2 separate regions of the Homo sapiens genome follow, and region 2 is linked to region 1. A link is an interaction called in ENCODE POLR2A ChIA-PET data of the cell type or tissue named here. Cell type or tissue: Caco-2. All regions are shown on one strand. Each heading gives the region's core, and the rest is flanking DNA. Links, peaks and the distances in the headings are about the cores only. Region 1 holds the start of PLEKHG6 (pleckstrin homology and RhoGEF domain containing G6). Region 2 overlaps NTF3 (neurotrophin 3).

What was found. Peaks named below come from ENCODE experiments on the same cell type or tissue, not always from the same donor. Only the 100,000 strongest peaks of a DNase experiment are listed, where the experiment ranks them.
Region 2: POLR2A ChIA-PET joins it to region 1 with 10 read pairs; 2 of 35 experiments call an interaction of 5 or more read pairs at or near these places.

Annotation. Positions count from the first base shown.
Region 1 is chr12:6,301,985-6,316,835 of GRCh38, forward strand. PLEKHG6 (pleckstrin homology and RhoGEF domain containing G6) reads left to right here and starts at 8,698. Exons shown (of 16, transcript NM_001384598.1): 1 at 8,698-8,864; 2 at 10,175-10,380; 3 at 11,645-11,800; 4 at 13,021-13,185; 5 at 13,570-13,665; 6 at 13,885-13,935; 7 at 14,271-14,420. The coding sequence starts at 10,243. RefSeq lists enhancers at 7,512-8,232, 10,854-11,163 and a silencer at 8,595-8,644. In Caco-2, for the core only: no CTCF peak of the experiment used is centred there; DNase peaks (open chromatin) are centred at 8,207, 8,597, 10,767, 10,897 and 3 weaker places; H3K4me3 peaks cover 1,831 bases.
Region 2 is chr12:5,479,488-5,494,338 of GRCh38, forward strand. It overlaps NTF3 (neurotrophin 3), which reads left to right. Exons shown (of 2, transcript NM_001102654.2): 2 at 14,707-14,851. Among named protein-coding and RNA genes, the nearest start is that of NTF3, 55 kb to the left of the region's middle. In Caco-2, for the core only: no CTCF peak of the experiment used is centred there; no DNase peak of the experiment used is centred there.

The DNA.
Region 1 (14,851 bases), core at 3,521-11,520:
ATGGGGATATGAAGGTAAGAGGTTGATTTGGAAGTCTCTTGAATTTGACCCTTGTGGAGAAATGAAGAGGGATTAGGCGGTAGGCGAATGATGCAGCAGCCACAGGCAGCTCTGCAGCTAGGATGGCCCTGCAGAGTTGCCCCCAGCTGGAACAAGGGGCCCAGACTTTAATACTTCCACATCAGCCAGCCAGTGGATACAGGCAGCCCCAGGAAAAGGAGCAGAACCTTGGGTGAAGCAGTTCTTCAGCTGAAGCAATTGCTGGGAGAGGAGACACAGCTGAAGCTGTCAACAGTATCCACCACATTCCCATTTTACAGACAAGGAAGTTGAGGTATATAGCAATCAGCTGTGTGTGGTGGCTCACGCCTGTAATCCCAGCACTTTGGGAGGCCAAGGTGGGTGGATCACTTGAGGTCAAGAGTTCAAGGCCAGCCTGGCCAACAATGTGAAATTCTGTCTCTACTAAAAATACAAAAATTAACCAGGCGTGGGGGCACGCGCCTGTACTCCCAGCAGCTCGGGGGACTGCAGCAGAAGGGTCACCTGAGCCTGGGAGACCGACATTGCAGTGAACCGAGATCACGCCACTGCACTCCATCCTGGGAAACAAAGCAAGACCCTGTCTCAAAAAAAAAAAAAAAAAAAAAAAAAAAAAAAGAGTATAGCAATTAAATAACTTTCCCAAGATCACAGAGCTGGTAAATGGTTGTATCCATTCTCCAACACCACATTAGTGCTGCATAACAAGCACCCAAAACTACTAACAGGCTAATAATAAAAATGTACTTTTGCACATGAATCAACCAGGTTGGCTAAGTCATTCTGCTGATTTGGTCCAAGTTAGTCAGATCTCAGCTGGGCTCCCTCGTACGTTTGTGGCTATGGGTCAGCTTTCCTCTGCCTGGTCTAGGATGGCCTTAGCTAGGATGACTTACTCTCCTGCACGTGGTCTCTTGTCCTCCTGAGCTTGTTCCTCATCATGGTGGGAAGCTTCCCAGACAATGAATGTGGACAAAGCCTTTGGAGCTCCAAGACTAGAACGAGTCCATCATCACTTCTATCACATTCTATTGGCCAAAGCAAATCACAAGGCCAAGCGCAGAGTCAGTGCGGAAGGATCTTACCAAATAGCATAGACACTCAGAGATGTGAAAAATCAGGGACAAGCAACCATAGTGATGGAGCCCGAATACAAACTCCAGAGACCTCACTCCTAGAGGTCTTACTCCACAGTCATCTCCCAAGCAAATCTTTAATTAGTATCTATGTCAAGTTCCACCTAGCCTGGCACTGTGAAAGAGCAAGGTCCTGCTGTTAAGGAGTTTACGGCCTAGATAAGGAGAGGAGACACCCACCATGAAAGTTTGGTAACAAGAAAGGTAAGGCAAATGTAAGAGGGGCATATGTAGCAGGAATCAGGGGCAGAGGAGGTACTGTGGACCACGTTGGTCCAGGAGGGTCTGGGCAGGGATTAATACAGGTCTTGGAGAATGTGCAGACTTGAGTCAGATGGTAAGGAGGGATTCATACCCGCACCTCCTCCTCCTCCTCCCCCTGGTACTGATGGAGGGAAGGGAAGGAAAAGAGACAGAATGCAGGGCCTGTGAAGATAGTAGTTTTCTTTCTTTCTTTTCTTTTCTTTTCTTTTTTTTTTAATTTTTTGAGACGGAGTCTTGCTCTGAGTCACCGAGGCTGGAGTGCAGTGGTGCAATCTCAGCTCACTGCAACCTCCACCTCCCGGGTTCAAGTGATTCTCCTGCCTCAGCCTCCTGAGTAGCTGAGACTACAGGTGCGTGCCACTATGCCTGGCTGATTTTTTGTATTTTTAGGAGTGACAGGGTTTCACCGTGTTAGCCAGGATGGTTTCGATCTCCTGACCTCGTGATCTGCCTGCCTCAGCCTCCCAAAGTGCTGGGATTACAGGCATGAGCCACCGCGCCCAGCCTGAGGAAAGCAGTTTTCTAAATCCCCTCTCTGTTGTCTCCTCAGCCCCTTAGGGTTTCCTTTTATCTGCCTTGGCCATGCATTGACAGCCCAGCATGCCGAGGACAACCATATTTCATTGTTACATGGATTTACTATCCTCCTTTTGAGGACGTGGGCGAAACATCTTTGTTTTACTGAGCAGAAGGGCAGACGAGATTACCAAAGGGAGGACAAGAGTAGATGGCTCCATAAAGGAAAGGGAATGGAGCCATGGGAGGGGGAAGATCAGGAAGAGGGGTTGGAAGGAGACAGAAGAGGGAGCAGGAGAGGAGAGGACTGAATAGATACTATGAGGAAGAATATTTTGGGGAGAGCGGAGTGAAGATGCTTATTAGGAAACGATGCCGTGTAATAAGCAACAGAGCCCTGGGCTCGGGCTCCAGCCAACAGCCCTCAGTAAAGACCAGCCCTGGCCAGCAGCCTTCAGTAAATACTTCTCAAAGCTTTAGGAGTTAGATTTCTTGTGTCTTCAAATGCTGAGATGACATTTAGGGCTGAAACAAGGCAGTCAGTTTTATCTGGTTTCCTTTCCATACACTAGGCTTACCTAGAGCAACTTGTTTATTTGCCTATTGGATAGTAGTTAAAGGTGCCAGCTTGGGAATGAGGCAATTGAGTTCAAATCCTGACTTTTTTTCTTGCTAAATTTGTCATCTTGAACATGTCATGGAACCTCTCTGAGCCTGTTTCCTCCCCTGTGATAGGAGTATGATAGTATCTACCTCATAGGATTTTTGTGAGGATTAAATAAAATAAAACATATAAACTATGTGCCTTGCACATAGTTATTGCTTTAATAAGCTAGCTCTGGCTGGGCGCAGTGGCTCACGCCTGTAATCTGAGCACTTTGGGAGGCCAACTCAGGAGGATCCCTTGAGGCCAGGAATTCAAGACAAACCTGGGCAGAGAGGGAGACCCCCTTCTCTACAAAAAATTAAAAATTAGCCAGGTTTGGTGGCACACACCTGTGGTCTCAGCTACTTGGGAGGCTGAGGTGGGAGGATCACTTGAGCCTAGGAGGTTGAGGCTGCAGTGAGCCATGATCGCACTACTGTACTCCCAGCCTGGATGACAGAGCAAGATGCTGTCTCTTAAAAAATTAATTAATTAATTAATTAAAGTTAGCTATTGTTATTATTGTAATGATCCAATGATTCCAAAATTTAGTTACTTTATCCTCATTTTACATACAAGGATGGAGATATAGACAAATCAAATCCAGCTGCCCCCAAAGCCCGATGAAGGGCTTCCCTATGAACCAAGACCCTGGCATGAGACAGAGATGGCTCCAAGCCTCTGAGCCCTGCACAGTGCATTTGTATTCTAAAAACAACAAACCAACAAGTGCAGGAGCAGTAAGGGAGGCAGAGATCCGTCATTTAGGCAGGCAGAAATGATTAATGCAAAATTAAGGTAGAAACCGACACAAAATGGGCTGGGCACAGTGGCTCATGCCTGTAATCCCAGCACTTTGGGAGGCGGAGGCAGGCCAATCACGAGGTCAGGAGATCGAGACCATCCTGGCCAACATGGTGAAACCCCGTCTCTACTAAAAACACAAAAATTAGCTGGGCATGGTGGCACGCTACTGTAGTTCCAGCTACTTGGGAGGCTGAGGCAGGAGAATCGCTTGAACCCGGGAGGCAGAGGTTGCAGTGAGCCGAGATTGCGCCACCACTACACTCCAGCCTGGCGACAGAGCAAGACTCCATCTCAAAAACAAACAAACAAACAAAAAGAAAAAGAAAAAAAAAAAGATTCCACAGCTCTTGGTCCAGCACCTTTTCCTCCTTCTCTACCCAGCCGACTACTACTCATCCCTCAAGTCCCAGCACAAAGCTTGCCTCCTCTAGAAGCCATCCCTAGCTCCCCTATGTAGTAACTGGTCCTTCCAAAGTGTTCCTGCAGCTCCCAGTTTATCCCTTCTATGTCTAACTTCCATATCAATATTCTGTTCACCCATCTGTTCATCCAGTGTTCTGTTCACTACAGGGCATGTTGGCATGTGCCTGTGGTCCCAGCTACTCGGGAGGCTGAGATGCGAGGATCACTGGAGCCTCGGAGGTCTGGGCTGCAGAGAGCTGTGATGGCGCTACTGCACTCCAGTCTGGTTGACAGAGTGAGACCCTGTCTCAAAAAAAGAAAAAAAATTCCACAGCCTCTCTGGGGCCGCATGTCAAAAGGGTGCCTCGGAGCACAGACCTGGACATCCAGACATCTGACTGGAAGATATGCCACCGTAAATCCCAAGAAGGTAGATCCACCCGATTGTCTTCTAGTCACCTTCGCCATCAGCTTCCAACAGAGGCAAAGGCCTTACATTCTCAGTGTCCCAGTCTTGGCTCAGTGCAAGACAAGTGACTGATAAACCTCACGCTAAGGCAGAAAGAGCCCTCTTTCCCCTGGGGCAGACATTGCTAAGCCATCTTAGCATTCTTTCTGCTGAGCCAGCCACAGAATCCTTCTTAAGTTAATGTTCCAGGAACCCACCACCTATCAGAATTAGCCCGCAATTCAGGATCTGAGAGAATCTGGAATTTTAAAAAAAGAAAAAGAGAAAAGAATTGGCCTGCAAGGTAAACTTACATGGTATGTTTGCCCTAATGGAGAGGAACATTTAGGTGCATCACAGATGTCCTGATGCTACAGTAATCAAGCAGGAAAGGAAACTGAAATTATGGAAGAATTCCAGGTATCTAAAAAGCAAATGTGGTTCCTTTGGGTAGGGACAGAACAGTACAGGCCAGTCTATCTGCAAGTCATTCTGTCTGGGTCCTCTAGCAAGTCAATCCAGTTCAATTCCCAAACACCATGCCAGTCTTGTGTTAGGCTGGTCTCTGCCCTCAGGCATAGGTGGCACATGCTAATATCAACTTAGTAGGGAGAACAAGAGTGGTGCCTTTTAAAGAAACATAGCGGTCAAGGCAGCTGCAAGCAGGGAGGAAAGTGATCAGCCTGGCTGCGGGATTATTAGGAAAGGCTTCGTGAAGGAGGCAGTCCTAGGAAAGACCTCGAAGGAGGTAAGTGGAGTCGGAGGACAAGGCACCCAGCTGAGGGGAACAGCTTGAGCAAAGGCATGGAGTCAGGAAAGTCGAGGCCGACCCAGGGAATGGGGACACATCTAGGGATTGAGTAGGGAAGTATAACTGAGGTCAAACTGCGGAGGTCCTGGAAGGCCACAAAGAAGGTTCGTCCTCCTAAGCCACCACCCAGAGACCCTCGGCTCGGAAGCTGGGATATTCCCAGGGAGCCAACAGGGTAGACCCTCAGGAGGCCTTTAGGGAAGTCTGCCCTTCCCCAGTTTCTTTTTAAACATGCTCTTCCCTCCTCCAGAAATGTCCTTTCCTCCTTCTCAGCCCAGCTGACTGCTACTCATCCTTCGAGTCCCAACACAAAGCTCGCCTCCTCTAGAAGCCATCCCTGGCTCCCCTATGTAGTAACCGGTCCCTCCAAAGTGTTCCCACAGCTCCTGACTTAGTCGTTCTTGGTCTAACTTAAATATCAATGTTCTTTTCGCCCATCTGCCTCCCCACTAGTCTGTAAGCCCCTAGAAGTCAGGGCCTCTTATTCTTTTCTATATTCCTACTGTCTTACACATTGCCAGTAAATGTGGAAGGAAGGGGGAGGGGACGAAAGAAGAAACGGGAAGCACCAGTTCTGGCCTGAGGCACCAGAGGCTTTGCCCTGTGGCCTGTCCTCCTGGTATTCATCTGCCTCACATGACCTGGCGCCTCCTAGCTTGAACCCTCAGTTTCTGCCTCGCTCTGGGCAGGGAGGACACAGCTCCCATTAGCTGCCTCCTGTTGCTAGTGCCTGCCAGCCCCTCATTAGCCCAGATGGTCCCCACTTCTGCCCTGAGAGATATGGGCTCAGCAGAGGTCGAGGCACAAATGAGTTTCCCTGACCTTCCTGCCTGGTGAGCCCCTTATGCCAACCCCAGGCAGTTATCCTCAGGCTGCTATTGGACAGAAGCATTTGATCCTCAGAGCTCTGACCGTGGACACACACTTTACCATCAGTTATGGGGTCAATCCAGGGGCCTAATGAGGAGCATCTTACCTGGGAGAAAGTGAGGCATATGACTCAAGCTAGACATGTGAGGAAAGGCTAGGATAACCAGGAATAAAGAGAAGTATCCAGATGGCATACTCTGGTCCAAGGACCAGATGGCCCCTAGCCTCACTTGGCAGAGGCCAAGCCTCCAGCCTCCCAATTCTTTACATTTCATTCAGCTCCCTGAGAATGCTCCCCTCAGCCTGCCATAGGAGTGTGCTCTCCGCAGCACAGAGGAGTCATGGAAGTGGAGACTGTGAGAGTGACAGAAGAGAAGAAACAGAACATGGAGGCCTGCCTCCTAGGCCACACACCTGTGCCCGGCCACACCTCTGGCTTCTAGACTCCAGCTTGCCCTGGGAACCTCTCCTCCCAGGGAGGCTGAAGACAGGCCCTGGGGCAGTAGTGGGTGGAGACTGGACCTCAACGCCTAGAGGGAAGTGAAAGGGTTAACCACCCCGCCACCCACCACCACCTGCCACTGGGCCCCTCTAGCCAGCTCACCCCAGAGCACTGTAAGCCCAGGCTTGTCTTTGGTGCTCTCTCAATTTCATCTTCCCTCTTATTCCTCCTTCCCACTCCTTCTGGGAGACACTGGGAGGAGAAGCTAGGGGCCATTGGCACCAGCTGTCTCTGGGGTGTCATTTAATACTGTCCGTAATCACCACCTCCTCTCCTGGCTTATTAACTCTTTCCCTCATGGCTACTCTTGTCATCCCTGGACATCTCTCTATCTCTGTCTAGCTCTCACCACACACACACACACACACACACACACACACACACACACACACACACACACACACAGTGAATGGGAAGAGGGAAGGGCTAGGAACTAGGCACACTCTGGTTTCTTGCCACTGCAGTTCCTTTCCCACCTGACTTCACCCCCGAAAACTAGTCCCACCACCAGCTGGGCCAGGAGCAGGAGACAGGCTGGTTCAAGGAGCTGGAGGAACAGAGGACACTTCTGAACCAGCAGAGCAATCACACAACAGCAAGCTCAGAGAAAGAGAATCCCAGAGGGCAGATTTGAGGATGGACACAGGGAATACAAAATTAGAAACTGCCCAAAGATATAGATTCCTCCTCCAAACAAAATAGAGTCACCAGAGTCCGAGTGAGGACTAGAACACTCTGATCATGTATGCGTTTCATAGCCTAGATGGGAAAAGGGAATAGAGGCCTTTTCCCCTGGCAACTCAAGGAGATTCTGCTTCTGAAAGTGTTTCCTGAACTTCAGGATGCTCTGAAGAAGTAAGGAGCCGTATCAATCACTGTTGAGTTCATTGGCAGGAAATAGACCACAGTCAGGGTGAGGGGCTGGGAGCCTCAGACCTGCCACCTGCCAACTACAGGGTCTTGGGTTTCATGGTTGTGAGATTATAATGACCACACATCCACAGGACACTTCTATCTCAAATATCCAGTGCTTCTGTCAGACGAGGTGCCATGATTTGGAGAAGTGAAAAGGTGGGGAAACCGAAGCAGGAGGATCGCTTGAACCCAGGAGTTGGAGTCCATCCTGGGCCACACAGCAAGATATTGTCTCTATTTTCTTTTTAAAAAATAAATTTTAAAAATAAAGAAAATAAAGTATGGTCCTTTCATGCAATGCCCAGCATGTGTCAGTCCTTCCACAGCATCTTTTTCTTTTTCTTTCTTTTTTTTTTTTTTTTTTTTTGAGATGGAGTTTCACTCTGTTGCCCAGGCTGGAGTGCAGTAGTGCTGTCTTGGCTCACTGCAACCTCCACCTCCCAGGTTCAAGCGATTCTCCCGCCTCAGCCTCCCAAGTAGCTGGGACTACAGGCGCCCGTCACCATGCCCAGCTAATTTTTGTATTTTTAGTAGAGTCGGGGTTTCACCATATTGGCCAGGCTGGTCTCCATCTCCCGACCTTGTGATCCGCCCGCCTCGGCCTCCCAAAGTGTTGGGATTACAGGCGTGAGCCATCGCGCCTGGCCCCACAGCATCTATTTTAGCAGCCACCGCAAGGGCTGGGTGACCCTGGTGTAGCCGGGAGTGGGCTTATTTGCAGGTGAACTGGGAGGGTGCCCCCACCTGAGTCTTAGGTCATAGGAGAAGTGCGGGTCAGGCCTCAGCTGCCTATCCCTGGAGCAAAGGCAAAGTCCAGGATAGCCTTCCAGTATCACCTTCCACCAGGCAGGCCAGCCGGTCCTCTGAGAGATAAGGCTCACACTTTGGACTCCACACAGCGACGGGGCCCCCTGCCCCTCCAGCTGGCAGGCGGGCTCCCTGCCTGCTTAGGGGTCTAGGCCGAGGCAGGGGGAGGACCGGACGGCCGGCCACTCGCCGCGACCAGCAGGAGAGAGGGGTGCCTGCCACAGGTTGTCACCCTCGCCGCCTCCCCCGGCGGCGCCCCGCCCCTTACTCAGCCCTCATTACTGCAGCGCCTCGCGGGGGTCTGGCCCGGAGTGGAGGGCGCGCGGTCCCAGCCCTCCCGCTCGGCCGGCGGGTGTCGAGTTCAGGTGCGACCGAAAAGGGGAAAGGAGGGCACCGCCACGTGAGCTGTCCTCTCCGGGGAAGGCGGTGGCTGCGTGAGGGCGGGGGCTGCTCGGTCCCCAGGGCCCCGCCCCTCTGCCCCTCTGCCCCGAGCGGTGCTGGCGGTAGGGAGGGGCCAGCCCGGTCCCCGCCCTCCTCGCCCGGACCCGCGCTGCCCGGCTCCCGCGGGCCGCTCGATCCCAGTCCCAGGCTGGGCATCGGGGCTGGCTGGCATCGCCGGGGAGCCGACGGCGACGGGGAGCCCCGCGGGCGGGGAGGGCGGCGCAGGGCAGCGGGTGCGGTGACACCTGTGGGCACAGGTGAGCGGCGGGAGGGCTACGCGGCCCGGGGGCGGGGCGGCCGGGACCCGGGGCCTGGAAGCCGGGGCGAAGGGGAAGGAAGGCCTGGCCTCCCGAAGGCGGGAGGAGGGGAGCCGGGGGCTGGGCTGAGACAGGACCCTGGGTAGGGAGCAGTGCGAGGGAGACAGCGCCCTCAGAGGGAGGACTATTGGGAGGCGGCAGGAGGGACAGCGAACGTTTCCTCCTCTGCTCCTGAATCGGAGGAAGGTAAGGGAGGGCTGAGGCAGGACCTCAGGCCCACCCGGTCGGGGCACAAACACCTGCGCAGCCTTCTTGAGCCCACCGCCCCTTAGGAGGCCTCTCCTCTTCCAGGCCCTGCCCACTCGAGGGCGGGCCCTCCCTCCAGGTTTAGGGGGGAGGGATGGAGCCCCACGCCTGGCCCCCAGCTCCATGGTGGTATTCCCAGAGTCTGGGGAGGACCAAATATATAGCCCGAAACTGGAGAAACTCTAATTCTATTTGGCTGGTCTCTAAGGGCAGTGGCCGGACAGCTGGCCCCACTCACCTCCCTGTCTGTGGTCAGGAGGGTTCAGGTAGGAGATGGGCAAGCCTTTCAGTAAAGGCCAGACAGTAAAGATTAGAGACTTCGCGGCCTACACCGTCTGTCCCAACTAGCAAGAAGCAGTCACAGGTTATTAGGAGACCAGCAGAAGAGGATGGATTCCAACAAAACTGTGTTTATGGACACTGAATTTGAATATCATGTAATATTTACTTGTCCCAAAATATTGGTGGCTTTTTTGCAGGGGGGGCAGCAGTTGTTTCAACTATGTAAATATGTAAAGGCTTACAGGCTGTACAAAAACTGGTGGCAGACTGGGCTGTCTCCAGCCACCCCCACTCCCAGCCCACCCCACCCACCATGGCCTCCCTCCAGCTTTTTCCCAAGCTTTATATGGGGAAGGGGATGGGGTTATATCTAGGTGCAAGGAGAACCCTCCCACCTGGGTGTATCCAGAAAGCCCGAGACCTGTCTGTGACCCTTGTTCCCATTTGAGACCAGTGCAGGAGCTTGTACCCCAAATATGCACACATGTGAGAGAGGAGGTACATCTCCAAGGGGCTTCCTACCCAATATGTACCTGGACCTACCCTACTCCCACCAAGTCATAGATGAGGCAGCCATGTTCCCCCCAACAAGTGACCAAGCCCTTGGCCCTCTCCTCCCCCACTATACCCTCCCTCCCAGGCCCCCTACCAGCCTTGGTCTCCCGCCTGGTGCCATTCACTGATTGGGGATGGCCCTTCCATTCCTCTTTTCTCTCTTGCAGCCCTAGGGGACCTCTTTCTCCTGGACATTGAAGATATGGCCCTTTGGAGGTGACCCAGGAGAGAAGGGATGAAGGCCTTTGGTCCTCCACATGAGGGCCCCCTCCAAGGACTCGTGGCCTCCCGCATTGAGACTTATGGGGGCCGGCATCGAGCCTCTGCTCAGAGCACTGCTGGCAGACTCTATCCCCGAGGATACCCTGTGCTGGTGAGTCCAGGCTGTGCCCCAAAAGTGACCTGGTGGGGCAGGAGGGAAGACACCTAGGCTGTGGAGTCTCTGTCCCCTTACAGGTTCAGAGGTTGAGCTATTCCTGCCCCTTACCCTACTCTTCTTTCCTGGGTTGCGGGAAAGAGGAGGGCAGTGACAGGGCCAGGCTCCAGGGATATCACACCCCAGTCCCAGCAGCTGGGCAGGAGAGGCGGAGCCAGGAGAAGCCAGGCCCTCCGAGGAGTGCTGTTAGACAGGTCTCAGACAAAGAGCTGCGGGTAAGGTCATCAAACCCCAGAGCTGGCGCCTCCCAGGCTCCCGCCTCTGCTTGGCAGGAGTTTGAGGCCTTCCTGAGATCTGCCTCTCCCTGAGTCAGGATGAAGATGAGCAAAGGTTCAGGGTGTCCCTACTCCTCCAGTGGTGGGTAGGGACAGGAGGGTGCCTGCCTTGGCTCCACCCCTGGCTCCACCTGCCTGGCTCTCCTCCAGTCCTAACCAAGCAGAGGGGTGTGGAAGCCAGGTCTGTCCCTCAGCCTGCAGGTTTCCCCTCCACCTTGAGGACAGTTCTGCTTGTGGCTGGGACATCCCCTGCCTCAATGCACGATAATTTTGCCTTTGGAGATGGGACTTTCCTAGGCTGTGGGTGAGAAGGGAGACTAGAAAGTATGTGGGGTAATTCAGGCCACAGGCAAATGAAGGAATGTGACCAGGCCTGCCCTGGGAGGAGCTGTGTGGCTGTGGCTTCAGCCTTTCACACAGAAGGGCAGCCACTCCCAGCTGGATGGGATGCAGGCTGCACGCCCCTGGGGAGAAGGCTGCACATGTGAGTGCCCTCGTCCCCATGTGTGAGGGAGGCTGGTCATAGACAAGGAGAGTTACGAGAGACCAGAATGCTGTGTGCACCACGCCTTGTCCATGCACCCCCCATGGTACGGAGAGCAGGAGGCAGTGGGGGCACACACACCAGAGCCCAGGCATGTGTGTGCTGTGCACCTGCTCGGCAGGAGGCCCCACTTCTTCCCCAGGCCCACTCAGGGAGCCAGGCTGTCTTGCCTCTGCCCACTCAGCTTAGCCTTGCCGGCAGTGGCCGCTGTGACTCAGGGCAGGAGCAGTCCACACCAAACTGGTTTGCAGGGAGAAGTGAGCCAGCCCGACTTACCAGGGTGGGGGAACAACATCTAGAGCCAAGCCTGCCCCCCTACTACCTCTCTGGGGTTTCTGGGGAAAGGGAGGCACCCCCAGAACTTCCCCTGCTCCTCTCCCAGGATCCCAGTCGCCGACGCCTCCAGCAGTATGTCCCCTTTGCCAGGGGTTCTGGCCAGGCCCGAGGCCTGTCACCCATGAGACTGCGAGATCCAGAGCCCGAGAAGAGGCACGGGGGCCATGTGGGGGCTGGCCTGCTTCACTCCCCCAAACTCAAGGTAAGGGGGTCCCTCTCCTCCCATCCCCACACATACGGCCCCAATTGTGATGGCTCCGCAGATGACCAGCAAGCTCCGGGAGCTGAGAACACAGGTCCAGGAGGCTGCTGCCTGCCAGTCAGACATGGCTCTGCCTAGGACCTCTCAGGGATATATCTCTCTTTGGTCCATGCATGGCAACCAGGGACTTTGACTTGAGACACTTTGATTAAATGTGGATAAACGATTGATATTGAGCTTTCAGTTTTTGAAAACTACCAAGTCAAATTACCAAGTTGCTGAGAGTCAGGTATGCTCTCTCTATCCTCAGTGCCACATCATCCTTCACTGCCACTGTGAGCCTCACCTCTCCTCCCAAGCCACATCCAGATGGAGTGAGTGAGGGTCAGGAGTGTCTATTGCTCACATTCTTGGTACCAAAGAAACCTGTAAAATGGGCCGGGCGTGGTGGCTCACACCTGTAATCCCAGCACTTTGGGAGGCCAAGACGGGCGGATCACCTGAGGTCAGGAGTTCGAAACCAGCCTGGCCAACATGGTGAAACCCCGTCTCTGCTAAAAATGTAAAAAAAAATTAGCTGGGTGTCATGGCGGGCACCTGTAGTCCCAGCTATTAAGGAGGCTGAAGCAGGAGAATCGCTTGAACCCGGTAGGTGGAGGTTGCAGTGAGCCGAGATTGCGCCACTGCACTCCAGCCTGGGTGACAAGAGCAAAACTCTGTCTCAAAAGGAAAAAAAAAAGAAACCTGTAAAATGTAAGCCATGCTGCTTCATAAAAAATGCCATTTTATAGGCAAATGTCAAAGTGGTGCCTGAGACCACTGGTTCTCTAAGTCTTGTTCTGATTCACTTGAAGGTCCCTCTGAAGTGTCTGTTTCTGTCCCTCCCCCACCTCATTCTGATTCAGGAGACCCATGGAAGGCCTCTTTCCTGTCAGGGAGCCTAGATCAGACCCCTCTCCAGGGACCTTTCCACAGACCAGGGTGCCTCTTCACCCACATTCCAGCAATGCCTTTTTCCCTGGAATTCCAGCTGGGGCCGACCCCTGTTCTCTAGGCCTCCATGTCCCCACTCATACTCAGTGCTGCTTGCCATCTCCCATTCCAGACACAGACACACGCACACACTTTAACACACATGCACACACACACAGCCCTCCCGGGGCCCTGTGGCTGGGTGCCAAGGATGTGACCAGAGCTGATGCCCTTCTCGGCTCCCCCAGGAACTCACCAAGGCCCATGAGCTGGAGGTGAGGCTGCACACTTTCAGCATGTTTGGGATGCCCCGGCTGCCCCCTGAGGACCGGCGGCACTGGGAGATAGGAGAGGGTGGCGACAGTGGCCTGACCATCGAGAAGTCCTGGAGGGAGCTGGTGCCTGGGCACAAGGTGAGCCTGAAACTCACAAGGTGAGTCTGTCCCCACGGCGTGAATGCACACACAGATTCTGCTCTAGAGGAGGGAAAGGCCTTGGGAAGTGGGGTCATGTGGAAAAAACATCTGGAAACGCGTTGATCTGGGTTCAGATCCCAGCTCTGCCACTTACTAGTCAGACCTTGGTCAAGACAGTAAAGTTCTCTGGGCCTCAGTTGCCACATATGTAAAGTGGGGATAATACCACCTACACATCAGAGCACTGGTTTGAGGATTAAAAGGTCATGGTCATGCACAAAGTGCCTAGAACCTATGAAGTGGATCCGGTCGCACTTAACAGCTGGTACTTGCCATTCTAATTATCATTCCCCAACTGAACCAGCATTCTCCCCACCCCAGGAGATGAGCCAGGAGCTCTGCCACCAACAGGAGGCCCTGTGGGAGCTCCTGACCACCGAGCTGATCTACGTGAGAAAGCTCAAGATCATGACTGATGTGAGCCCCCCTCAGCCCCAGCCCCGGCCCCATCTTCCCTGCATGAGCCCCCATCCTCCCAGACTGGAAGGCAGGTCACTGGGGGAGGGAGGGGCAGGATTTCAGGCCAGTCTGGGATGCAGGGAGATAGGTCAGCAGTACTGAAGTTGGTGGGGGGTGGGAGGTGACGACACTGAAGGGCTGCGCTGGGTCCTGAGACCCTCGTCTCCCTCCCTGCAGCTGCTAGCCGCCGGCCTGCTGAACCTGCAGCGAGTGGGACTGCTGATGGAAGTGAGTGGGTGCTCAGGAGGGGACCCTGGCACAGCCCGACCTCTGAGCCTGGGGATGAGGGTGGGCCCTCCAGCCATCCCTGTCTGAATTCCCACTGCCCCGTTTTTTGGGATGCCTTGCCCTCCCTACTTCCCTGTTACTGGGGACTCCAAGCAGGCCACAGGCCCCCCATTTCTCAGACTGACATCCTTGAGATCTTCCAGGCCCAGTGCCCAGTTCATCCTTCTTCACCCCCGCCCCTGCTGTCCAAGCTTAAGGTCCTCACCTTTCCTCAGCCAGTGCCACCCCTGGGGACCTTCCAAAAGTGTGCTGCTCAGCTCTGCTCCCTCCTCCAGGTGTCAGCTGAGACCCTGTTTGGAAATGTCCCCAGCCTGATTCGAACCCACCGGAGCTTTTGGGATGAGGTGCTGGGGCCCACCCTGGAGGAGACTCGGGCCTCGGGCCAGCCTCTGGACCCCATTGGTCTGCAAAGTGGCTTCCTGACGGTGAGGCCTGTGAAGGGCTGTGTCTGGATGGGGCAGGACTCGGAGCCCTCGGGGGTCCTGTGTGTAGGGCATGCCCACAGTATGCAAATCTCTGTGATTTGAGGGGCCGCAGGACACAGCCCCTACCCCTAATATCACCTCACCTCCTCCCTTCATGCCACAAGTCTGACCTCTGTGCCACAGGCTCCTTGTTCTTCTGGAGGCCTTTATGAAATGAAAATGCAGCTGTCTCAGAGAAGGGTCACACCTTGGCTCCCATCAACTACAAAAGCTGGGTGCAGCAAATGAGGCCTAAGTGAGGGGACCCTTAGGAGGACCTGGGTGGGTGTAAAAGGCCACAGGAGGCACCCGGGGCACGGAGAAGAGTGACAAGAGAAAGCAAGAGGGCCTAGGATCCGACTTTCTTCTACAATGTTACCTAGCCAGGAAAA
Region 2 (14,851 bases), core at 2,425-10,424, 820 kb before region 1:
CATGTGGTCCACCCTGCTGGGCTCTAGGACTTTGAACATAGAGAAGGCTATCTTTTAGGAAGACTGCAGGATCAGGAGTCGGGAAGCAGGGATTCTGCTTGTAGTTTTACATCTAGCAGTAACAACTTTTAGCCCATCCCTCACCTACTCTGTGCCCTGGATTTCTTGGCTTTAACATAGCAAAAGCCTCTCTTTATAGTTTTCCTAACTCCATCTCTCCCCAAAAAGCTGGAGATGTAAGTTTTAAATTCCAGTCCTTGGCACATAGTAGGTGCTCAATCTCTCATCCTTCTGTCCCTCAAGATAGCCGATGGCTCAGCCATATATGTTCCAGACAGGTCTCTCTGTGTCTTTTGGGAAAGCCTTGTTGCTCTCAGACTGGCCTCTAGGCCTCATGTTTTCCCACTTGCTCTTGCCTTCAGTGTTAGGTCATGGGCTTGCCTCATTACCTGTTTCAAGGAGGCCTCTATTTGATCCCTGGAGCATCCCTGGGAGTCTGAGGCCTTTAAGGACTCCTGTGGTCTCAAGGAAAAAGAACTATAAGTAGTTCTCAGGCTCCCTTGATCAATTCAAAGTCATCTTCAGCTCTTCCAGTGCAGCCCCTCCAGAGCTGTTGAACGCCACCTTTTTCCTCTTTCGGGAAACCCACAAAACCTTGCATGGGGTTGTGCTCTGTATGGTTTTCCAGCATCAAATTCACTCATCAAAAGATGCATCAGGAGGGTGGAGGGGGTGGCGCCTGGGGTGAGGGTCAAACAAGGAAGGCCAGAATGCCTGTTTGCATTCGCAACGGGAACATTGGAAGTTCGGGTGGAAAAACAATCCCACCGGCCTTTATTTACCACAGTGGGTAGCCTCGGGAGGAGGGGGAGCTGGGTGGGAAAGGAAGACAATAGAATGCTGTGTTGCCTTGCTGTAAAAGCTTGCTCTAAGCAAATAAAGTGGCAAGCTCAGTCAGAGCCCTGCTCAATTAGCCCCAGTGCTTAAAGGAGGGTCTCCCTGCAGCTGTTGGCGGCGGGCGGGCTGGAGCAAAGGCAGGCGCACTCTGGGGCACTCGGGAGGCGAACCGGCAGGAATCTTGCATGGGAGCTGACCCGGGAGGGAGACCAAAGGACCCTCCAACCTGATCCCAGTCCCTGCTTCTTGAACAGAGGGCTACAGAAGGGGTTGGTGGGGCCACTCTGGGGAGAGGCAGTGTGGGGAGACCACGGAGGAGGTGACCAGAAAAGTGAGTGCAAACGTTTCATGCCGAGAGTGACCGACATATGGAACGTGTTATCCGGAAGGGTTACAGGCTGGAGGAGCTCCTAGAGTTTTTCAGGGGGTGGGGTGGGGGAGGGGGAAGCCTTCAGAAACTCAAGGAGGTTTCTAAACAAAAGGAATTTGAGAAGGGTTGGAGAAATAATGAGAAATGCAAACTTGACCCAGAGTTTCTCCTTCCATCTCACGGCTTCTCCCCTGCCTGTCCTCACATGTTTCCAGTTCATGGGGACCCAGGAAGGCCACTGGAGCCCTGTGCCTGACTCCACGTGCACCTCACTGGGGGTGTGGGTGGCGGGGTAGGGAGGACCCGCAGAGCTGGCTCGCTGCTCTGTGCTGAAAGGGACCCAGAGAGCGAGAGCCCTGCCTGGCTTTAGACCCCTGTGGACTAGCAGGCTGCTAGCGCCGGGATGGTCTCTGGATGATTTACTCCGGTTCCTGCCCTTGCTGGAGGAGCAATTTGATGCCGGACTGGGAGTGAAAAACAGACTTGCCCAGGGACTCACAGTGGCCAAAGGGGAGGCTGGGAGTAGACGCAGGCTCTTGATCCCTTCTGCTTTTTGGCATCTCCCCTTCTCAGCATCCCTTGCCCAGCACACCACGCACACATGTACATACACACGCAGACACACACACCAAACAGATGCACACAGAATAACAACACCACACCTACATGCACACATACACAGACATACATGCAGCACAGACACACACAGAATAACACCACACATACATGCACACCACAGATACACAGAATACCACACACACATGCACACACACAGACACATTCACAGAATACATATATGCACACACACACATACATACATGCACCACACAGAATAACACCACACACACATACAGACACACAGACATACACATACATGCACACATACAGATATACTCACAGAATACACACATGCACACACATGTATAGACATACACCACACAAGCAGAATAACACCACACGCACACACCACACACACACACAGAATAACACCACACACATATGCACACCATACAGAGACACACTCACACCTAGACATATACACCACACTCATACAGAGACACATGCACACACATGCATACTACACACATGCACATGCACACACAAAAACATACACAGACATCACACATGCATACATATACACAACACACAGACACACCCACGGGCTTACACAGACACCACACACACGTAGATATGCACACAGCACACACACACACAGAGAAACAGACACACTCGCAGGCATACATGCATGCATACACACACTACACACAGACACACTCGCAGGCATACATGCATGCATACACACACTACACACAGACACATCTGCAGTCATACACAGGCACTACATACATAGAGACATACAATGCACACTCACACACAGACACACATAGACACATGTTGTGTGCTCATGCGTACACGAGCGCGCACACACACACACTGCCTGACTTGTTTCCCACAAGACGGGTACTGGCCTGTCGCTTGTAGCCCTCCTGTCCCAGCCTGTGTTGGCCAGGGTGCCAGGCACTGCCACCCCTCTTGGGACAAGGTACAGGTGGCCAGTGTGATCACGGCCTGTTCTGAGAGCCTCTTCCTGAGCCAGGAAGCGCTGTGTGATACTGAGTGCCCGTGCCTTCGTCTTTCCCATGGTGCTGGGTCTTGGCCACCTGCTGCATTGATAGCACCCGCATGTTCACTTCCCTGGCAGTAGAAAGAAATGTAGGTTAGTGCAGGGAGGTCACTGGCTTTGGAGATGGTGGCAGGGTGGAGCAGTCTCTAATGTGAATGGAAGTGCACATGCCCTCTGGACCTGCAGCAATGCTGGCTTCAGAGGGGCCTTCTCTGGTACCTTTCCAATTTTCCCCAACCAGGTAGAAGAGCCACTGCCCAGTGTCTTGGGCTCAACTGAAACCCCCTGTACAAGAAAGAGACCCCCCTTTCCACTGTGTCTCTCTCCTCCTCCCCACTCACTGTCTCTCTGTCTCCCTCACTCCGTGTCTCTCTCCTCTCTTCTGTGTCTCTCTGCCTCTCCCTCTCTCTGTTTCTCTCTGTATCGCTCTTTTTTTTCAATCTCTGTCTCTATCTCTCCTCCTTTCTCTTTATCTCTCTGTCTCTCCCTCTGTCTTTCTCTCTGTGTGTGTTTTTTTTTCTGTCTTTCTGCATCTCTGTTTCTGTCTCCTTCTCTCGGTTCTGTATCTTTGTCCCCCTCTCTCCCTATCTCTGTTTCTCTGTCTCAGTCCCTTTCTGTCTTTATGTCTCTGTTTATCTCTCTCAGTCTCTGTATCTCTGTCTCTTTCTCTTTTTATCCTTTCTCTGTCTCTTTGTTCTCTATCCCTCCATCTCTCTCTCCCTCTCCCTCAGTCTCTCTCTGTCTCTTCCTTTCTCTGTCTCAGCCTCTCTCTGTCTCTGTATCTCTATCTCTTTCTCTCTCTCCCAGTCTCTCTCTTTCTATCTCTCTCTCTCTCTCTCTCTCTGGCACTCACTCACCCACTTACTTGAAGTCTCCATGAGCAGTGGGTGGCTTCACCTTTCTGTTTCGCCACTTTGCAGTCCGACCCGTGGGGCTTGCAGACCCTCTTCTGGCGCACACCTTCAGGAGACCAACGGTGCCAGGGCACTCCCGTGTTCTTCAGGGTTCCAGCCCCGAGTAGTTGGTAAACATCAGTAATCGTCCTAGAGATCCACTGTAGATTCCTCATCCAGGTACTGAATGAGGCCCTTCTGAGCAAATTTAATGGAATGACCTTGGTGACATTACAAGATGACGGCTCATCTCCTGTAGTCTATTATTGTTGGGCATTTAGGTTGATACTATGTCTTCACTATTGTGAGTAGTGCTGCAGTGAACATATATGTGCATATGTGTCTTTATGAAAGAATGATTTATAGTCCTTTGGGTATATACCCAGTAATGGGATTGCTGGGTTGAGTGGTATTTCTATTTTTAGGTCTTTGAGGAATTGCTTAGGTCTTTGAGGAATCGCATTTGCGTTTTCAAACATCATGGAGAACACAGGTCTTGAGGATGTGCAGGAACATGGAGACCAAGGAATGAAAAAGCCATCAGGTTGGAAGTGAAGTCACCCAGAGTGATTGCAGGTTTATGGACAGAAAGGAAAATGCTCTGATTCCTGGTGTCCATGAGGAAGGTGGATGCCAATAGATGGTGCTACACAGACACTTGTGAAAGGAAGAAGGGAAAGAGTCTGCCTCCATGGGCTGAGTAGGGCTGCTGGGGCCTCAGGCTTCACACATAGTGTCAGACATGCTGTGTTGGTCAGGTTCATCTGGGACCCCTGTGCCTCCCCCAGGAAACCCTATTGGTAGGTGTGGGCAGGCTTCCCTCCATGTGTCCTTAAATACACTGACTGCTCTGTGTGTGACTGTGGATGAGCAGCGTAGGGCTGGTCATCTGGAGGGCTGGGCTTGGTTCCAGCTCTTGTACTGATGGATTGATTGGTTTTGGGCAAGTCACTTCCCCCCATAACCTTTCCATTGTACCACAATCCTAATAGAGTTGGATGCCAGTTTCTGGCACCCTGGGCTTCACAGGGACACAGAGAAACAGAGAGGACCAGAAAATTAGGCTGATAATAATCATTTCTTCTCTATTTGGTCTGGAGAAGAAATGACTTAGGGTTGGCACAGGTTAATATGTCAACTAGAAAGAACCTTTGAAAATCTTTAGTTCAAGAATTCTAAACCTAAAATCTGTGGGACACTAGGATGATTTTTATGGACTCTTTGAATCACCCTGAAATTTTTTAAAATATTTTTTCTTTATGGGCACATGTGTGGTTTTTTAGCAGAAGGATTCCTTAGCATTGATTACATTGTAAAAGGGCCAACAATCATAAAACAATTAATTCCCCAGCATCATGTTATGTGATTCATAACTGAGGGGTCTCCGCAGATGGCATTTGGAAACGTGCGGGTCCTTTTTTTCAGTTGTCAGCATGACTGGGGTCACGATGGATATTTAGTAGGTGGGGGCCTGCGTTGCATGCGTGGGGGATTAAACTTAACAATAAAAAACTGTCCTGTTTGAAATCCCAGTAGCACCCCTCTGGAGAAACACTGCTCAGGAACTGAGCCCCCAAGATGCACAGTGATTCTCCCGTGGCCACAAAGCTCATTAGTGGCAGAGTTGGTTTTTATTAACAGATCAAAACAGGGGATGTGCCAAGAACCTACATTATTTTGTTTCTCATCATCAGCTGCAAATGTGCTGCAATCTGTGAAAACAAAAGAATCAGAAATCTGTCCCACCTTCAACGCTCCAGCCATTTTTAAAAATGAGTCTTTGGGTTCTTGGTTGTTTTTTACCATCAAATGAGAAATGAGGAAAGGAATATTTTACATTTGGAGAAACTAAACCATAAACAATTGATCCCACTAGCCCCATATCACCTAGATGTGTTCTTCAGCTACTGTGAATTGGTGACGCAAGCCTTAGACTGGAAATTTCCCCTTTATGTTTCAGAGGATCTGTCTTGAATGTCTCTTACTCTACAAAGAAAGAAACATTAATATACCAGCATGCTGCTTGCTACCTAGTTTACTGCAATGAAGTGGCAGGTGCCTTAGACTTTGGAGTGAAATTGAGAGATATTCCGCAGTATTAGCTAAGAGTTAGGCCTGTGGGATCACAGAGACAGGGGTTTGTTCCCTGGCTCTGTCTCTCAATTGATGTGTCTTCTTAAGAAAAAGTACTTAATCCTTCTGAGCCTCAGTTTCCTTGGCTGAAAAGTGGGGATAATAATCGTATCCACAAAGATTAATTGAGATCATCCATGTGAAGTGTTCCGCACAGTCTAGCATATGGGGAGGCTCAATAAATGTGAGCTGTTATTACAAGCGATTATTATGACTTGTGTCTGTGATTAAAGACAGCCTGAGGTTCAGAGTGTTTGTGCCAAAATTGCTTTCAGAGGACAAGCTCTGGGTTGGTTTTTCAGTCTTGCCCAGCTGCCCAGAGTCACTAGAGTGTTTGGGGCTGGAGTCACAGTGTTTATTAAGTGCCTACCACACACTCCAGTTTTGATGGAAGATTGGTTTTCTTCCTGTGTGCACATCCCCGCATCACTACATGAGTGGGTGAGAAGAGACTCAGAAAAGCACCAGACACATGTTTCTTCTGCCTCAGTTCCCTAGTCTGTAAAAGTACTCAAGAGCATGATGGCGGCCACAGGGAACAGAGGGGAGAGACACCTGGAGGAGCAAAAGACAGTCCCAGCTGTCAGTCTTCAGACACCATGGTTTTCTGGAGAAGGGATCCAGACCAGACCGCCAATCAATATAGCCGCAGACCGCCAGTCAATATACCTCATCCTTGTGAAAGGCGGTTGTCTGTGTGGCAGCAGGGAGACAGGAGGGGCCATATTTGACACAAGCCTGCTGGCCAAGTCTAAAGGAGTCAGCCTGCCATCTGACCACACTTTCTGCAGCCAAGTCCTCTGGGGGCCAAATCAGTATGGTTTGAGTTTATCCCCGACTTGCTGCTATGGTTGATGCACACAAAAAAGGTTTGGCCATTGCCAAGCCAGCTGTGGTCTTGGTTTGGAAGAGGCAACCAAAGTAAGAATTGAAGGGAAGGCATGCTTTGGGATTTCCCTTAGCCTTCAACCCTCTAGAGGAAGCCAACTTCTTTATTCTGCCATTTTGAGACTCATGCTTGTCTGGGTGGATAAGATAAATACTTTCATCATTATCATCATTATTATTAATTATAATTATTGAAAATCAATTACTCAGCAGCCCCTACCTTGTAATGGTATCACTTACAGTTGTATAGCATTTTGCAGACAACGTATACACTAGACCATAAACTCAGCTCGAACATAAGCATAAATTTAAAACAAAAACATTGACTTGGGCAGCTATTATCTGAGGTCAAAGTTATTCTTTAATTCCAGCTGTACCTTCAGCTGCCTATGTCGCTGAAGCAACTTCCCCTTGTGTGTTTTCACACTTAGAGATTGGAGTAATCCAGACACAGAAAATGATACCAAAATTGAAATGTTTCTGAACGTTAAATGATTCAATAATTTGAAAATAGTTTCAAATTTTTCAAAATTCAAAAATTTGAAAATAGTTCGACTAGAGCCCATCCTCACCTCAGGTAGTTACGTGGTGTGTGTGTGTGTGTGTGTGTGTGTGTGTGTGTGTGTGTAGGCACACAAACCCATGCATGCACACATGTATGCACAGTGGTGGATGAGTGTGAGTTACCAAAACAAATACCACTAAATGCAGGATAACACCATGATGGCTAGTAGCTGGATTGACTCAGATTTTCTCTGCAGATCCTTCCTAGTCCACCCTCCTTCCATGACATGGGAGTTTGTGATATGCAAAGGATAAAGTAAACCTGAGTTTCCTGGGGCTTGTGTCGGCATACCAAGCTCCTTTAAGATCTCTCTTTGCCAAGATGGGGCTAAGCCAGAGGCTTCCTTGGCCTGGGGAATAACTGTCCTACCTTCCTCCCTGGAGCGGCTGGCGCACACTGTTTTGACGTGTGCCATGCCTTCCATCTTTTACGGCCTCGGGGCCAGAGGAGGGTATGCTTTGAACAATGTGAAATTCCTCTCCTAACAGCTGTGCAAAGGAAACTCACAGCTTTCTATCTCCATCTCGGTCCACTTAGCTTTCTTTTGGGGTATAGGTTTCTTGTCTGTTCAGGGGTCCCTGTTCCTCACTTTCTGGCCTTCAGAAGGACCAGTTTCAGTACTTCCTTTCTTAGGGAGGCAAGTCAGTCTTCTGAGGTTCTCTGTTTTATTTTATTTTATCCTAGAGTATGCCTTCACTGTTGACCGTGTCTTGCCTCATTTCTGCTAAGAAGCCAGCATCTTCTGAAAATTGAGTGTCTTGTCCTGTTTCAGATCTTGGGCCGAGGATTGACCATGTATGTTAGTCAGTTTCAGAGCCCTGAGTTTTAAGTGCTAAGTTTTAAGGAGAGGAACAACAGTAGAATTAGATATCTTAAAGAACAGGATAGGAATCCACTTCCCTGCCCCTTCTCTCACCTGGTTTGACACTACATAGATACAGACCTGTCCTGAGTTCAGGGATTGTCTAATGAGGCCTCACCAAATACCAACAGAGAGACTAGCTGTTTCTCCTCTAGCTCACTGACTGCTTCTAGTTTTCCGTGACTTTAGAGCATGTGCGTCAGCAGGTTTTGGGGACCATCTCTGGCCTGCTTTCTGATCTTGGCTCTGTCCCTCAATTTATGTCTTTTTTGTGCTCCATAAGACAGGGAGTTTCATGGTTGCCACTACCCGAGAGGTGTGCTAAAGTGAATGAGGTGGAGGACACAGAGCTAGCAGGGAAGAAGGTGCCGTGGAAACCCACACAGCTTTATTCATGTGAGCTCATTTCTCATTTACTCCTTGTAGCAATGCCAAGTCACCCCCTCCCTTCATCCCTTTCCAAGCATTTCCCTCCCTTGTTGGTTTTGGATCCATTGTAACCCCAGTGAGTTAACCTACATGTTTTAGTTTGAATCTAATCATGCTATTTCCAGGTTGCCAACCCCCACGGGTGCTTCAGCCTAATTGGTCTGTCCTCACTGGTGTCTGCAGCACCTTCCCTTTGAGCGTCATCTGTGCATTTTAATTAATCTGCCACTTTTTCCTCCCTCCTGCTTCCGGATCATTAATAAAGAGATTAACCAAAACCAGACCAATCCCCAGCGGAGGCTCCACCAGGATCTCTCTCTCCCAGCTCTCAGCTTTGTCATGGGTCAGAACATCATCATGTGGCCCCATTGACTAATTCTGAGGCCTCAAGACCTATGTTCAGAGCAAAGCCAGTGTGAATTAATTTTTCAATTAAGATTTGGGGAACAAGCATAGCCAGTCTTTTATATATGGCCTTAGTTTAATATTTCCACCACATTCCTTTCCCTTTTGTAATTCTACTTTAAATCTATCACTTTCCCACCTCTCTCCCTTTCCAGTCCCTGAACAAGACATTAGGGTTATCTGGCAGGATGTCTCCTGAGCCTGTAGCATTAGTCAGAGATCATGTCATAGCCGAAGAAATTCTCCAAAGAATCAGGCCCTTCTGGACACAGCTGGCCAGCGTCCTCTTTGACCCCAGCCAGAGAATGCATTTGCCTCCAGAGAATATGGCTACACCAGAAATAATGAAATCTCTTGAATTTGCATATTAAAAATTTGGCAAATTAAAATTTGCTTTCACCTCTGCTCTCATGACTCCTCTCTGAGGAAAGCTAAAACAGAGCCTTTCTGCTTTCTTTGTAAGTCACCCAGATTTCCAGCGCTGGTCTCAAACCCAGGATGTGAGATGGTGCACTCCGTGTTCTGTCCACTACAACACAGGGCCTCTGCAGGCACAGGTGACCTGCAGATGGGCTGCACTGGAGAGCATCAGGCCCAGGAGGGACTAGGGTGAGGGAATTGGATTGTGTTTACTTTTGTGGGGGATGCTTTCATAGGGAATACAGGGAGGAGGACACAGGATTGATGGCCTCAAATCTCTGCAAACTCTGCTTAGAGCTGAGGCTTCTTGGGGAAGGACACAGCCTGCTGACAGCAGCCGTCCTGGCTCCAGGCTTGGAGCTTGGGCTTCCCCTGGAAGTAAACTCTCTAGAATGTTTGAGAGCAAGGACAGACGGAGAGGCAGCCGAGTGTCATCATTAATAACATGAGCTCTAGAGCCAGAAGGTGCAAATCCTGACTCTGTTGCTTGTTAGCTGGTTGTGGAACCCCTCTTTGCCTTGGTTTCCCCATTCAAAATGGGAAATATAATAGTACGTACTTCAGGATGGTTGTTACTAGGATTTAAGATTTATGTAAGCCAGTACCTGGCACTTTGCATTTTTATTCTTGGTGATCTCACCCCTAAGCAGTCTAAAAATTTACTTCACACATGTGCAGCAAGAGGCGTCTTTAGGTACACGGTCAGGAGGTGCTCCTGTGTAGGGAAGCTGGTCCTGGAGAGGTGAATTGGAACCTGAAGGCTGCAGCCCAGTCTCTGCACGTGACAGGGCAGACGCAGGTTGCTGGGGGCTCAGATTCTGTGCCACTGTCTACCTCAGCTTCCTTTTCCATGTCAGCTGCTTCTTGAATACCCCCAAACCCTCTGTGGATGCTGTAAACTGAGCCAAAAAGGAGGAATCAGAAATTGCTCTCTTTTGAGTATTTTGAGGGATGGTGAAACCTTGTAGGAATGTTGCTCCAGGGACTGAGAAAACACCATATGTGGGAAAGCGTTTCTAAGTGAGGAAAATCGCACATGCACGTCGGTCAGGATCTTGGAAAACTCTGAGCAGGGGAAATGGGCACTGGGGAGAGTGTAGAAAGGGGGTTCACTAAGGTCTTTAACAGGTCTTTTTCTAATTATAGCCAAGAAGAGCCTGGGGACCATGGCCGACTTCAGAGCCAGGGCCTGTATTTTCTTTGGGAAAAGAAGGCAGAGTTGATTGGCTTCCAAAACCAGGCTTGGCAAAAGCCCATGCAGGCTCTCCAGCCAGTAAGCAGTGCCTGGGGTAGGTCTCGATCGTAGCAGGCGCTCATTCAGTAAATAGACGTCGAAAGTCCGCAGCGTGTCCAGCCCTATGCTGGGAGTCAAGGATGTGTGGATGGAAAGGACATGGTCCCTGTCGTCAAAGAGAAGGCACACCAACAATAATAGCACAATATGACAATTGCTTAAATGAAGCTCTCTGCAGATGACAGGGACCCCTAGAGAAAGAGCGTAGACATTCCCCTAAATAGCAGAACTCGCTGCTGTGCCTTGCCTGGATGGAGCTGGCACTGCCTTCCTGTTTCCATTCCCCACTCCAGGGAACTGGCCCACTGGGGGACTCCCACCCCGGACATGGAGTGAGAAATGAAGGTATTGGTGGCCAAAAAGTGACCAGAGATCAGAATGCATCTATTCTTGCCCCCAGCAAATTCAGAAACACCACCTCTCCCTTGCCCGTGTTTGCTTTCGTCATTTGTCTGTTCTCTGGGCTTCGAGTTCATAATATTCCTATCTTCTCCCACAACCAGTGTAACTGGTCTGAGATCCAAGCAGTCGGGCACCATGGCATCTGGGGGAAAGCCTTGTGGGGACCGTGTTGGTAAAGATTGCTGTGAGCCAGATGTAGAGGAGGGAGCTCTCCAGACTCTGGGTCCCTCGCCCGTGTGCGTCAAGGGCAGGTGTGCACCATCTCCCGTGGCCACAGGCCATTCAGCTTCATGTTCTCTAACATTTCTAGTGTGCTCACTCTGTACCTGATGCTATGCTAGGTGCTTCCATGTGGATTTCATTGTTTACCCCTCACGATAACTTTCATGGTGCACAAGCCATGTGATTTTTGTTGCGCCTACGAACCAAATGCCCCCGTCACTCTCTGCCATTGTTTAGCAGTCTGACCTTAGACAGCTCACTTCACCACAACTGCAGGCCTCCGTTCCCTTATATGTATAAATGAGGAGGTTGTCTAGGGTCCTTTCCAGCTGCAAACCTCTGTGTTTTGGGGAGTTCTGTTAGCAACATTCTTGGACTTGCTCTCTACGAGAAAAGCTAGAAGTCGATTATTAAAATGGAGTCCACAGGAAGCCTGCAGGGCTTTAAGACAGCCTTCTAAAGAGTTTAGAAACACTCACCAGCCTGCAGATGACTTACTCCCACTACTTATTACAAAGTATCATGGCAAGTAAGAAAGAAATGGTCAGCCACTGGGAGAGCAGGCTGAGGTTGCAAGGAAGTGGCAGGTGCTATCGTTGGGATCTTGGGGGAGCATTGTAGAAAGGTCAGCTTTGGAACCAGGCACTGAAAAACGGGTGAAATTTCAACAGGAGAGGCAGTGCACATGGGTTGTGATTTGAGCAGCAGTGAGTAGTGAATGGGGTTGGAGCAAGAGGCCTGTGAGCCCAGTCATCACATGGAAAAGGGAGGTGAGGGCCAGAGTGCAGAGAACCCCTCTCACTTTCCTGTGGGTCTCTCCTCTTCTTTTTTTTTTTTTTTTTTTTTGAATTGGAGTCTTGCTCTGTCGCCCAGGCTGGAGTGCAGTGGCGTGATGTTGGCTCACTGTAAGCTCCGCCTCCCGGGTTCACACCATTCTCCTGCCTCAGCCTCCCGAGTAGCTGGGACTACAGGCTGCCACCGTGCCCTGCTAATTTTTGTATTTTTTTTTAGACGGGGTTTCACCTTGTTAGCCAGGATGGTCTCGATCTCCTGACCTCGTGATCCACCCACCTCGGCCTCCCAAAGTGCTGGGATTACAGGCATAAGCCACCGTACCCGGCCTTTCTCCTCTTCTTTAAACTGCATTTAGGTTGTCCTCATCTATAAGATGAAGGAATAAGATTAGATGGCCTCTTTATATGGCTTATCTACTTCTAATAAACTTTGGTTCCATATTCCAGCCACCACCCATAAAGACTCTTACTTTTTCCTCCTCAATCCATCAGCATCAGCCAGCATTCTCCCTCTCAGTTCATCCTGGTCATTACCTCACTAATCTGTACCTTGACTCTTATTCTACCTGGGACCTCCCCTCACTAACCATACTTGATTTATTTCCTTAAGAGCGGATATCCTGTGTATTCTTAGCTTACAGTGGCTGAGCTTTTGGGAGGTTTAACAAATTGTTTTTCAATAGACTCTCAGTCCTAAATGATTTTATTGCAGCTGTATTATTCTTTTTGAGGGGAGTAGAGAATGTAATCCTAGTTGTATGCCATATTTTTTGTATTGTTCAAGTTGCATTTTGTTGGGCCTGTAATATTGAAGAAAATGTCACTTGTATGCAGAATAGGAGGGAGATTCCTTATGCTGTAGAGGAACCATTTTCCTAGGATAGTACAATTCCTTAGAGTCATCTCTAAGGGTGAGCAGCAAAGCTAGAATCCCTCTCTTGGCTTTGACCTTGAAGGAGTCAGTTTTCCCAAAGACTAGTTCCCATGGAAAGAAGATGGTCTCCTTATCACAGCAGCAAGAGGAGGCAGTATGAGCAGAGTGCCTCACTGTTGTTGACCTCTAGGGACAAGTGAGCCGGCAGTATTTCAGACAAGCTGGGAAAGAGGCTGTCTGTGAGTCCTGGGAGCGAGTGAGCACTGGCAGGCTCAGACATAGGTGCTGGTTAGCAGGACTGCTTTTCTGTTTCTTGTGTCGGCTTTGTTTATTTCCTCTCTATTTTCCCCCTGGACTTAGTAAAGTCTTTCCGAAAATACCAAAGGTGAACCAGGGGAAGAGTTTTTATTTTCCATGTTTGGACAGAACTTTAAAGAGGAAATGATGTACCCCCCTGGGAGCCAGTGAGGTGGCAGCGATGGTGATTAAGGAGTGAATATCTCAAGGAGGTGGACGAATTCGGGGATCACTAGCTCAGCTGCCCCTCTCCACCTGGAGCATCTCCTTCCAGTGCTACCCTCAGAACATCTGGGCTTTGCTCTAGTGAGGGAGAGACTAGCAATGAAGGTGTCTTGAGATCAGCACTGTAATTCCACCAGGACGCCACCGGAGTCCGGTGTTAAGCTTCTACTATGGCAACAGAATGAGAGCGTGGATGGGTTGAAATGCCATTTCAACAAGGAAATAGTAGAATTAGAAGAAGCATAAGCACTAAAAGGAACATTTTGTAGCAGAAATGTTAAAAATCTAAAGGAGGCAAGTGAATCAACAATGACTCTTCTATTCTGGGCAAGTCCAGCCCATTTATGTAAGGTGGTTATTCTGCATCTCTGTCTTCTGCAAGTAGTGCTGTGGCAGAGCTGCGTTTTGTGGAGAGCGTCCCCGGGGATGGAGCAGATCAGTTGGTGATGCGTATGTATCAGAAAGCTCGGCAGAGCACCCTGGAACGTAGGCCCTCTCGCGGAGTGGGTAGTGGCCCTACATGTTCATTTCCAAGGGCAGGAGAATAGACCGTTCCAGCTGCGGCCTGGCCAGGGATGACCCCACATCTGACACTGCAATATGGGGGCAACTGAACCAGTCCTCAGCCTCAGTGTGTTCCAGGGGCTGCAGCTGGGGAGCAGTCGAACTCTTTCTTGAGACAATTACAAGGCCACCGCTGCTGCTGCTGAAGGGAAGTTACTCCATGTTTACAATTCTCAGGTTTGAAGTTTTCATGCTTTGCCAAGGTAGAGTGAACCATGCGTCTTTGCAGGCTCAAGGGATGTTTAAAGAAGCGGTAGGACATCGTCCACCCACAAGCAGAGACCGCAGGATAAAGCAGACATCCAATGTAAATACAACCCGTGCAAAAAGCAGAGTCGGCAGACCTGGAGTGCATTCGCAGTATCTCCCGGGGGTGGGGGAAAGAAATCACCTCTTCAGAATGTCCAGAGGGGAGTTGCCTTGCTTACCTGGGGGGCGGTACCCTCTCTCGTGCCCTCACAGGGCTACTCAGCCTCAGGTAGCTGGTGCCAGAATAACACAGACTCAGCTGCCAGAGCCTGCTCTTAACACCTGTGTTTCCTTTTCAGATCTTACAGGTGAACAAGGTGATGTCCATCTTGTTTTATGTGATATTTCTCGCTTATCTCCGTGGCATCCAAGGTAACAACATGGATCAAAGGAGTTTGCCAGAAGACTCGCTCAATTCCCTCATTATTAAGCTGATCCAGGCAG